3 separate regions of the Homo sapiens genome follow, and all the other regions are linked to region 3. A link is a contact called in ENCODE Hi-C or POLR2A ChIA-PET data. All regions are on one chromosome and are shown on one strand. The core of a region is the stretch at or near the end of the contact, and the rest is flanking DNA. Distances in the headings are between cores, read along the strand shown.

The links. A loop is a pair of places that touch in the nucleus more often than their neighbours do. ChIA-PET counts read pairs that join two places held with the same protein, here RNA polymerase II (POLR2A). Pooled maps may share reads with other maps.
Region 1: a loop to region 3 is called in a pooled map, with 3 times the contacts of the local background. The contact joins two enhancer-like sites. A Hi-C loop is called at or near these places in 1 of 168 maps with a recorded cell type or tissue (OCI-LY7), 2 of 37 single-sample maps with no recorded cell type and 4 of 50 pooled maps. POLR2A ChIA-PET finds 5 or more read pairs at or near these places in 2 of 52 experiments (A673 and OCI-LY7).
Region 2: a pooled map shows a loop between it and region 3 (3-fold over the local background). The contact joins two enhancer-like sites. A Hi-C loop is called at or near these places in 2 of 50 pooled maps. POLR2A ChIA-PET finds 5 or more read pairs at or near these places in 3 of 52 experiments (A673, GM10248 and activated CD4-positive, alpha-beta T cell).

The regions. Positions count from the first base shown.
Region 1 is chr15:59,918,464-59,921,629 of GRCh38, reverse strand. No RefSeq gene overlaps it. Among named protein-coding and RNA genes, the nearest start is that of FOXB1, 84 kb to the left of the region's middle. RefSeq lists enhancers at 1,785-1,894, 1,955-2,004. Within about 2 kb of position 1,774, at least 2 of the 41 ENCODE cell types and tissues checked have a DNase peak (open chromatin) inside an H3K27ac peak, as active enhancers do.
Region 2 is chr15:59,235,685-59,238,612 of GRCh38, reverse strand. MYO1E (myosin IE) reads left to right here. Exons shown (of 28, transcript NM_004998.4): 5 at 1,941-2,028. Among named protein-coding and RNA genes, the nearest start is that of LDHAL6B, 30 kb to the right of the region's middle. Within about 2 kb of position 1,297, at least 4 of the 41 ENCODE cell types and tissues checked have a DNase peak (open chromatin) inside an H3K27ac peak, as active enhancers do.
Region 3 is chr15:59,542,680-59,545,612 of GRCh38, reverse strand. No RefSeq gene overlaps it. Among named protein-coding and RNA genes, the nearest start is that of GCNT3, 68 kb to the left of the region's middle. RefSeq lists enhancers at 1,523-1,682, 1,210-2,409. Within about 2 kb of position 1,557, at least 3 of the 41 ENCODE cell types and tissues checked have a DNase peak (open chromatin) inside an H3K27ac peak, as active enhancers do.

The DNA.
Region 1 (3,166 bases), core at 525-3,024, 380 kb before region 3:
CAAAAAACCCAGGAGCACTCATATCACTTCTCCATCATTCCTCTTCCTAGGGCAGAGGTTTTTAAACTTTGGTATACATAGGAATCCCCTACAAAATTTATGGAAAATACCAATTTCAGTGCCTTACCCTACTTCTAAGATTCTGATTCCATATTCTGAGATATTGCCTGGAAATCAGTCCTTTCTGCAAGCACCAGATACAGGTGGTCCAAGTATCATATTTTCAGGAATAAGGGCAATAAGAAAAACACATTTCTAGCCATTCTCAATCTTTGCTGCATGTCAAAATAAACATTTTTTTTTTTCTTGAGACGGCTCACTGTCGCCCAGGCTGGAGTGCAGTGGCATGATCTCTGCTCACTGCAGGCTTCGCCCCCTGGGTTCACGCCATTCTCCTGCCTCAGCCTCCCAAGTAGCTGGGACTACAGGCGCCCGCCACCTCGCCCAGCTAATTTTTTGTATTTTTAGTAGAGACGGGGTTTCACCCTGTTAGCCAGGATGGTCTCAATCTCCTGACCTCGTGATCCGCCTGCCTCGGCCTCCCAAAGTGCTGGGATTACAGGCGTGAGCCACCGCGCCTGGCGAATAAACATTTTTTTTTTTTTTCCAAATCAGATGCCTGAGCACTACCTGGCAATCTTTCAAAGCAACATTTGCAAGGGTAAGGCTGGCAAAGTAGATGTGGATCCACAGGTATTTCTAACGGGCCCTAAAGCAGCGATTCTTGACATTTACTATGTATATGAATGAGCTGGGATCTTCTTAAAATGTAGATTCCGATTCAGCAGTTTTATGGTAAGGCCTGAGATTCTGCATTTCTAGCAAGCTCTGAGGCAATACCACTGGTGCTAGTGCATGGACCATGCTTTGAGCAGCAAGATACTACAGGCTGAGGGCCACCCTGTGTATTCGATTTGCACATTTCAAGGTGTGTCTGAACGGGCCAACCAGCCTGCCAGGGTGCATAAAAAGACCTGTTTCTAATAGGATTTATTCATAGTGATATTTCTCACTTTCTTCCAAGATGTGTAGAGCTTATTTTACTTTATTTTATTTTTATTTTTCCTAGAAACAGGGTTTTTCCATGTTGGCCAGGCTGGTCTCCAACTCATGACCTCAAGTGATCCGCCTGCCTCGGCCTCTCAAAATGCTGGGATTACTGGCATGAGCCACTGCACCCAGCCTAGAGCTCATTTTAAAGTAGTTCAAAGTGAACACAGTCCAGCCTCTAAAAGCTGGAGTACGCATGTGTACATTTTTTATTTAACTAACACTTTGGTGCTCCAGGTCTCACCTAGACTCTGGAAAGACAAAGAAAAGTGAGACAGGATCTCTTATGGAGCTCACAGTGGGGGTGAACCATCATCCTGGTTCGCTCAGAACTGCAAGTGTGACTTTAGCAGTCACACTTTATCAGGGAAGAAAGACATGTAGGCCAATTAACTATATACAATTAGTGAGGGCAGAGGAGGAGTGATATGGCTTGGATATTTGTCCCCTCCAAATCTCATGTTGAAATGTAATCCCCAGTGTTGGAGGTGGGGCTTAGTGGGAAGTGTTTGGGTCATGGGGAGGCAGCCCCCCACAAATGTCTTTGTGCTGTCCTCGAGATAATGAGTGATCTGTCATGAGATCTGGCTGTTTAAAAGTGTGTGACACCTCCTCCTTCTCTCTCTCTCTCTTCTTTCTCTCTCTTTCTACACCTCAGGTGATTCACCCACCTCAGCCTCCCAGAGTGCTGGGATTATAGGCATGAGCCACTGTGCCCAGCCCTGACTTACATTTTTAAAACTCCACTCTGGCTGCTGTGTTGAGAAGCAACTGTGTGGTAGGGGAAGGGCATGAGGAGGAAGACTGGTTATGAGGCTGTTACAAGAGAGGATGGGAGCTCAGACAAGGCTGGATGCAGGGGAGTGGGTTTCTCTCTGTGGGTTTCCCCAGTCCCTGGAGAGTCGAGGCCCTTTCAACCTCTGGAGAACTGACTTTTCCAACTACTTGGGTGATCTGGGCAGATTTATCACCCTCCCAAGGCTTCATTTTCATCATCTGTAAAATGCAGACAGTCATATCTGCCTTTTCTGACTCATGAGGTTCTTGTGAGAATTGAATGAGATCACCGCTGTGGAAAGCATAGAGCAAAGCAGGAAAGAAAACAGGTATGAGTCAAAAGCCACCAGCGAGACCTCTAATCTGGCAATACCAAAAGAGAAATGCTGCTGTCTCGTCATTGGCTCAGACCATTCATGAAAGGGTGCTGCCGAATTTAAAGGTTAAACCCTAAATCATAGATTGAGAGGAGACATTGATGATTATTTGGTCAAGATCCACATCTCTCAGATAAAAGGAAACTGAGATGCAGAAATGAAGGTTGCTTTCCCGAGACAATGCAGTGAGAGGTGGAGCCACGCTAGAGTCTCAGTTCCTGGTCTTCCTCTGCCATGCGGCCCATCTCAAAGTCCTGTCAAATGTCTCAGTCTCAAAAACTAACCAAAGCACAATTAAGATAAAAGGAAAAAGAAAGCTGGGTGCTGTGGCTCACGCCTGTAATCCCAACACTTTGGGAGGCTGAGGCGGGAGGATCGCTTGAGCCCAGGATTTCAAAACCAGTCTGGGTAATGTAGTAAGACCCCATTTCTACTTTAAAAAAATTAAAATAAATACATAAATTACAAAAAAAGAAGGAAAAGGAAAAGAAGGCGCTCAGTTATGAGGTGTACAACAGCTTTGTAGCTTGCAGGTGCATAATAGAATTTGATCTTCCCAATGACTCCTGGAGTTTTCAAATACTCCCATTTTACAAATAAGGAAACAGAGATTTGGGAAGATCAGCCAAATGATCCCACATTACACAGCCAGCAAGTGGCTAGGAAAAGATTCCAGCTCATATCTCTGGCTTTCCCCTGCATTTAATGAAAACCTTTGGAGAGAGCTGAAATTGGCTTAATTTCAGAGAGTATTATCTCTATTGTTCTAATTATTCTCCCTGAGTCCTACAGGAGAGGATTGGAAAGAATGTTTTTTATTTGTGAGTGTAGTCTAGTGCTTATTAGAATTTCTGAGCTTTCACACTGGAAGTTTCAACAGGCTTACTGTGATGCTTTTGAAGTGCTGAGTGTAAATTTAAGTCTCAAAAACATTCTCAAGCCAAGTGCACTGATATATTTTT
Region 2 (2,928 bases), core at 48-2,547, 310 kb after region 3:
GTGACAAAGTGAGACTCCATTTCAAAAAAACCATTCCTATACCAGCCTCCTAACAAGTAAGGAATATTTCTTTTTCCTTGTCAATTTGTTTTTGCCCATACATTATTTTCACATAGTTGTAAACTTGTTATAAATATAGTATCTTCTATTCACATTACCACTTAACTTAGGCTGCATTATCTTTATGTTGCTACATACTCTTTGTAAGTACTTCAAATGCCTGTGCAGTATTATATTGGGTGGTTGTGCCATTGTAAGCTTGGACTTTCCAATATTCTTGAATGTTTACATTGTTTACAACTTCTAAAATGGAGTTTCATTGTTGCCAAACCGTGTAATTCCAATGAGAGAGTGTGTGTGTTGACCCTGGATCTAGTAAATACATCATCTGAGTATGTCAACCATTTGAAAAGATAATTTCCCCATGGAGTTGAATTTGCCCGACCTAGTTGCTGCCTGTGAGTAAGCATGTCCTCTGGAAGAGTGTGACACCTCGTCCCAGGCTTGCTGGTTTTCTACTTGCTACTGTAGCTTACGAAATTTCAGTTTGGTTTTCTTATTCATGTGACCAGGAAGCCAGGAGCATAGCACTAGGATGGTGAGTGACTTGCATAGGTGGGTTCAGACTTTTGCAGGTCATGAGCTCTGAACAGAGGATGGTTCCCGCCTCCCCATAATTTCTTTAAAACCGTATTATTAGTTCAAGGAAATTCAGCAAAGTTCTGAGTTTCGCTATATGGCCAGCTCAATTCTCTGTTCATTTGTTTCTTTTGTTTTGTTTTGAAATGTAAAATTATTTCAAATTTCAGTTTCCTTTTGGGAATAGGAGTGTCACCTTGCTTGGTTGTTCCCCAAGCAAATGTTTTCTCTTTCCTTGAGTAACTCAGCAATCGATAACAATTAATTTGGGCTGGATATTCATAGAAGAACATTTGCTCTGCGCCCTAAAATTTTTTATCGCGAAGCGCGAACAAAAATATTGTCCTATGAACTTGTAGCAGTCTGCATTTTTCATACTAACTCCCACCATCATTTTATATGATATGGGGTTCTTTAATTCTATCCTGGTAACACAAAGGGTACCAATAGAAAGATGAAAAATCTGACTGACTTAAGCATGTTTTGAATTGAGGTCATTATCAATTCAGGGGGATTTTGTAGGAAGAATGGGGATTTTGAAGAGCAGACTATATATTATTAACAAAAGGCTCTCCCCATGCAGGAAGGCTACCCAGCGGAAGGTGGCCTTTGTTACTCCGGATGTGATTAATATTGCTTCAAGGTTTAATTTTAGAACTTCTAAAATAAGGAAGCTTGCATCAATTCAAGGCACATGGTTTGAAACCTCAGAGTGCCCACTTTTTCTTTTCTTTTTTTAAATTACAAAAATAGCATATGCATTATAAAATGTTTGAAAACTAATGAATTAAAACAAGTTTCTCTAGTCTCTGGCTTGACCAAAGCCTTTGTTAATATTTTGTGGTAGTTCCAGTCTTTTTTTTAAGAAAAAAAAATTGTAATCATGTTTTGTATATAACTTGAATGACTTATTTCACTTAACATGATTTCATTTGCTTGTTTCCTGTGTTTACAGTCTTCATGTCAGTTGTAATTTATGTAGAATTCCACCCTTGTGATACTCCATAATTTTCCTAATCATATCCCCCATTATTGGGCATGTAAAATGCTTAATGGTCAGTGGTGTGCACAGTGGTAATTATCCACACCATGTTAATCCGGCTCACACGGGTCACATGGGCGACCTAATCCTGCTGTAACTTGCCTTTCTCTACTGGTATTGTACTTAAAAAAAAAAATTCTTTTCTGCCTGTTTTTTTTGTTTTTTTGTTTGTTTGTTTGTTTTGTGTGATGGGGGAGACAAGGAAGGGAGCTGGTCGCAATCCACTTCTCAGGTGGATTCTTTGTCTGTCTTTCTTTAGTGGTGAAAGTGGTGCTGGAAAAACAGTGGCTGCCAAATATATCATGAGCTACATCTCCAGAGTGTCTGGAGGAGGGACCAAAGTCCAGGTGAGTGGGCAGTGGCCCATTATGATACCTTATGTTATGGGAAATGTAAGAGGCTCCATTTGCTGTTAGAAAAGAATTTTTCTTCCACAGAAAAGACACTGGTTCTTCTATAACTGTGAAACTTGAAATCTGGAATGGAAAGGAATAGCATATGTATGTGTGTTTGTGTGTGTGTGTGTGTGTGTGTGTGTGTGTGTGTGTGTGTGTGTGTGTGTATATATTTTTTTTTTTTCTTTTTTGAGACAGAGTCTTGCTCTGTTGCCCAGGCTGGAGTAGTGCAGTGGCGCGATCTCGGCTCACCACAACCTCTGCCTCCCGGGTTCAAGAGATTCTCCTGCCTCAGCCTCCTGAGTAGCTGGGATTACAGGTGTGCCCCACCATGCCCAGCTAATTTTTGTATTTTTAGTAGAGACGGGGGTTTCACTATGTTGGCCAGTCTGGTCTCGAACTCCTGACCTCAGGTGATCTGCCCTCCTCGGCCTCCCAAAGTGCTGGGATTAAGGAATAGCATATTTTAAGGTAGATGTGCCTAATATATAATGAACTCCTACAAATCAATAAAAAGATCAGCAGCCCAAAAGGAAAATAAACAAAGGACATGAAAGACAACTCATAGAAAAGGAAATATAAATTACTCACAAAACATGAAAGTATGTTCACCATCATGATAAGAAGAAAAATGCAAATTAAAACTGCATTAGAAAACTATTTTTTGCCTATCAGATTGGCCAGAATCTTACCATGTTTTAAACGCTTGATTGGTAGGAAGTAGGGACACAGTTGTTCTCATACATTGCTGGTAGGAGATGAACTAGTACATTTTAATGAAGAACATTTCAGCAAAATCTGTTAAACTTACACATGTATGCCATTCGACTCAGCAGTTCTGCTGAAAAGAAT
Region 3 (2,933 bases), core at 308-2,807:
ATTCCTCTGTGAGCCACAGTTACTCATCTCTCAATTGAGGGTTTTGTTTTGTTTTTGAGAGAGTCTCACTGCGTTGCCCAGGCTGGAATGCAATGGCATGAGAGACAACCTCATTACAACCTCCGCCTCCCAGGTTCAAGCAATTCTCTTGCCTCAGCCTCCCAAGTAGCTGGGATTACAGGCACGTGCCACCACACCCGGCTAATTTTTTGTATTTTTAGTAGAGACGGGGTTTCACCATGTTGGCCAGCCTGGTCTCGAACTCCTTACCTCAGGTGATCCACCCACGTTGGCCACCAAAAGTGCTGGGATTACAGGCGTGAGCCACCGTGCCCGGCCTTCAGTTGAGGGTTTTATGAGGAGTCAATGAAATTATTAAGTGAGGAACACAGTGCAGTTTATAATGGGGACTCACTCAATTCGTGTTGGTTGCCTTTGCCCTGCTCCATATGAGTTGACCAAGGACCCATGTGGGCACCCCACTGTCTCTCCAGCACACTTGACTGCTGTGCTTTCTGACTTGCCTGTCAGTCCAAAGGTACTGCCTGAGGAAGTCCAAAACGTCTCTGTCCGTGAACAAGGCCAGTGAAACCTATTCCATGGCTCCATTCATTTGTTTCTAAGGAAGGTCAACTGCATCCCTGCCCCCCACACCCCTCAGTGCCCTGCCCTCACCCAAATATACCCCCAACCAAGGAGAAGGCCCTGATGAGCCTCCATAGCAGGAAGGGGCAGAAAGCTCCAGAAAGAGGCCCAGGCCTGGCTGAGCGCCCATGAGGAGGACACAGGTGCCTGGAAACTTGGTAAAAGTTCGAATTTCTCTCTCCACCAAATAAAGAAAGCGCATGGTTTCCCAAGAGTGCTCCATGTTTCAAGAAAAATAAAGAGGAAATTCCTTTGTGGAAGAGAACAGTAGTCCTGGGTGTTTAATATGCAGGCAATTCCTCTGGGTTTAAAGAATGTGACTTGCCCAAGGTCTCCGTCTAGTTTAGGAGAGCTAGGAATTAGGTCACCTTTCCCTGTACAAAGAGGATTTTGACACGCTGCTGTGGGGGACCTTTGCCGACTCCCCCACTCTCTCCCAGCCACCTCCCAGGGCTGTGAAAGCTGGAAAGAGGCTGGGGAACCAACTGGCAGAGACCAGAGAGCCACAGAGAGAAACTGAGTCACACCAAAGACAAAGCCAAGAAGGATCTAGAAAGTCAGGCTATTGCCCAGGCACAGTGGCTCATGCCTGTTATCCCAGCACTTTGGGAGGCCGAGGAGGGAGGATACTTGAGGCCAGGAATTTGAGATCAGCCTGGGCAACAGAGCAAGACCCTGTCTGTATTTAGAAAAAAAAAAAAAAAAGAAAAATTTTTAAGTCAAGCCACTGACATCTGTGGAGCCACCTAGGGCCCAGACGTCTCCTCAGCGTTCCCTCATAATGATCCTGCATTGCTTGAAATAACTTGACTCTAGTCCTTCCACCCAAGGAAGTCCTGGTGCCACAGTTCACCCTCTCAGTTCCAGTTTCTGTCTGGAACAGCAGGCCACCTGACTTCCTCTGCCTGTGTGGGATGAATACCCCACCCAGTTCTTGGCCTCCTGACTTCTCCTTTCTCACTCATTATGCCCCATAGGTGTTCTGCTGAGTCATTACCTTAGATATCAGCAGCACAACGGCTGAGAGGTCTTTGGGGTCACCTTTACCGAACTTCGGGGCGTCCAGAGTCTCCTCCCATGCACGTTTGGGTAAGGTACTTGACTCTCCTCTGTGGGTGTCTCAACACTCAGTTTTTATCAGTTTCAATTCTAGACACTGCACTTTTCCAGACCTCAAACCCAAGTTCAGCTGCATCTCATCTCACCCCAGCTCCACAGCCACTGACAGCGTCTCCAGTGGCCCCAGCATCCTCCCCCTTCAGCCTTATACCCTCAGAATTTCAGAGTCAGGAGGAAGCATACGTGTCATTGAATCCTCACAACGCTCAAATCCCCTCTGCCATCATTAGTGGAGTCTGTCCTTTCTGACTAGACAGGCAGTGCAGCTCCCGCAGCCCGAGGGAGACCCCACCACAGCTCCCAGGCACCGAAGTGAGTCCTGCTTACCTTCCTGTCCTGCCCTTGGAACCGCACAGTTGGTCCCCTCCCTCTTCCTCGGCGCAGCCCCTCCAGGGTTAAGGCACTTGGGCAGAGCTCCTCTGTTCTTTCCTGTCTCTTCCGGGCTAACCATGTCCAGTTCCTCTCATCTCTGCTCAGACGCGTCCGTGTTCAATCCCCTCACTAACCTACTCACTCCTCTCTAATCATGTGCTAGGCTCACAGTGCTTCTCAGGCTTTAACATGCCTCCAAATCACCTGGGCTCTCATCAGTTCTCACTTTTGGATTCCGTAGGTCTGCGGTGGGGCCTGGCAGTCAGTTTCTGACAGCTCCCAGGTGAGGCGGGTGCTGCAGGTCTGCCACTGTGAGCAGCAAAGCTTCCACTTGGGATCGCCCTTTGACCTGGAATCTTCTGGAGCTTGTTAGAAGTCCCAGCCCAGACCACCTGCATCAGATTCTGCAGTTCAACAAGATCCACAGATGCACCGTATACTCTTTAATGTATGAACAACTAGAACAGATGTTGGCAACCACGGCTGCACATTAGAATCACCTGGGAGATTGGAAAACCATCCCAATGCCCAGCAGCACCCCAGACCAATTACATCAGCAAGTATGGTCTAGGCATCAGCATCATTATAAAGCTCCTCAGGTGATTCCAGTGCACAACCAGGGCTGAGAGCTCTGCTGCAGAGCCCTAACATGCAGGCTCTACCTTTGAGACCACGGTCTTAGAAAGACAGGACATGGTCTACTCCCTCAAGCTTCTCCAGTCATAGCCTTAAGTCCCAACAGCTCTGGGCAGCTATCCGCATTTCCGGCTTTTTTGAGGCATTACTGAATAGCAGTT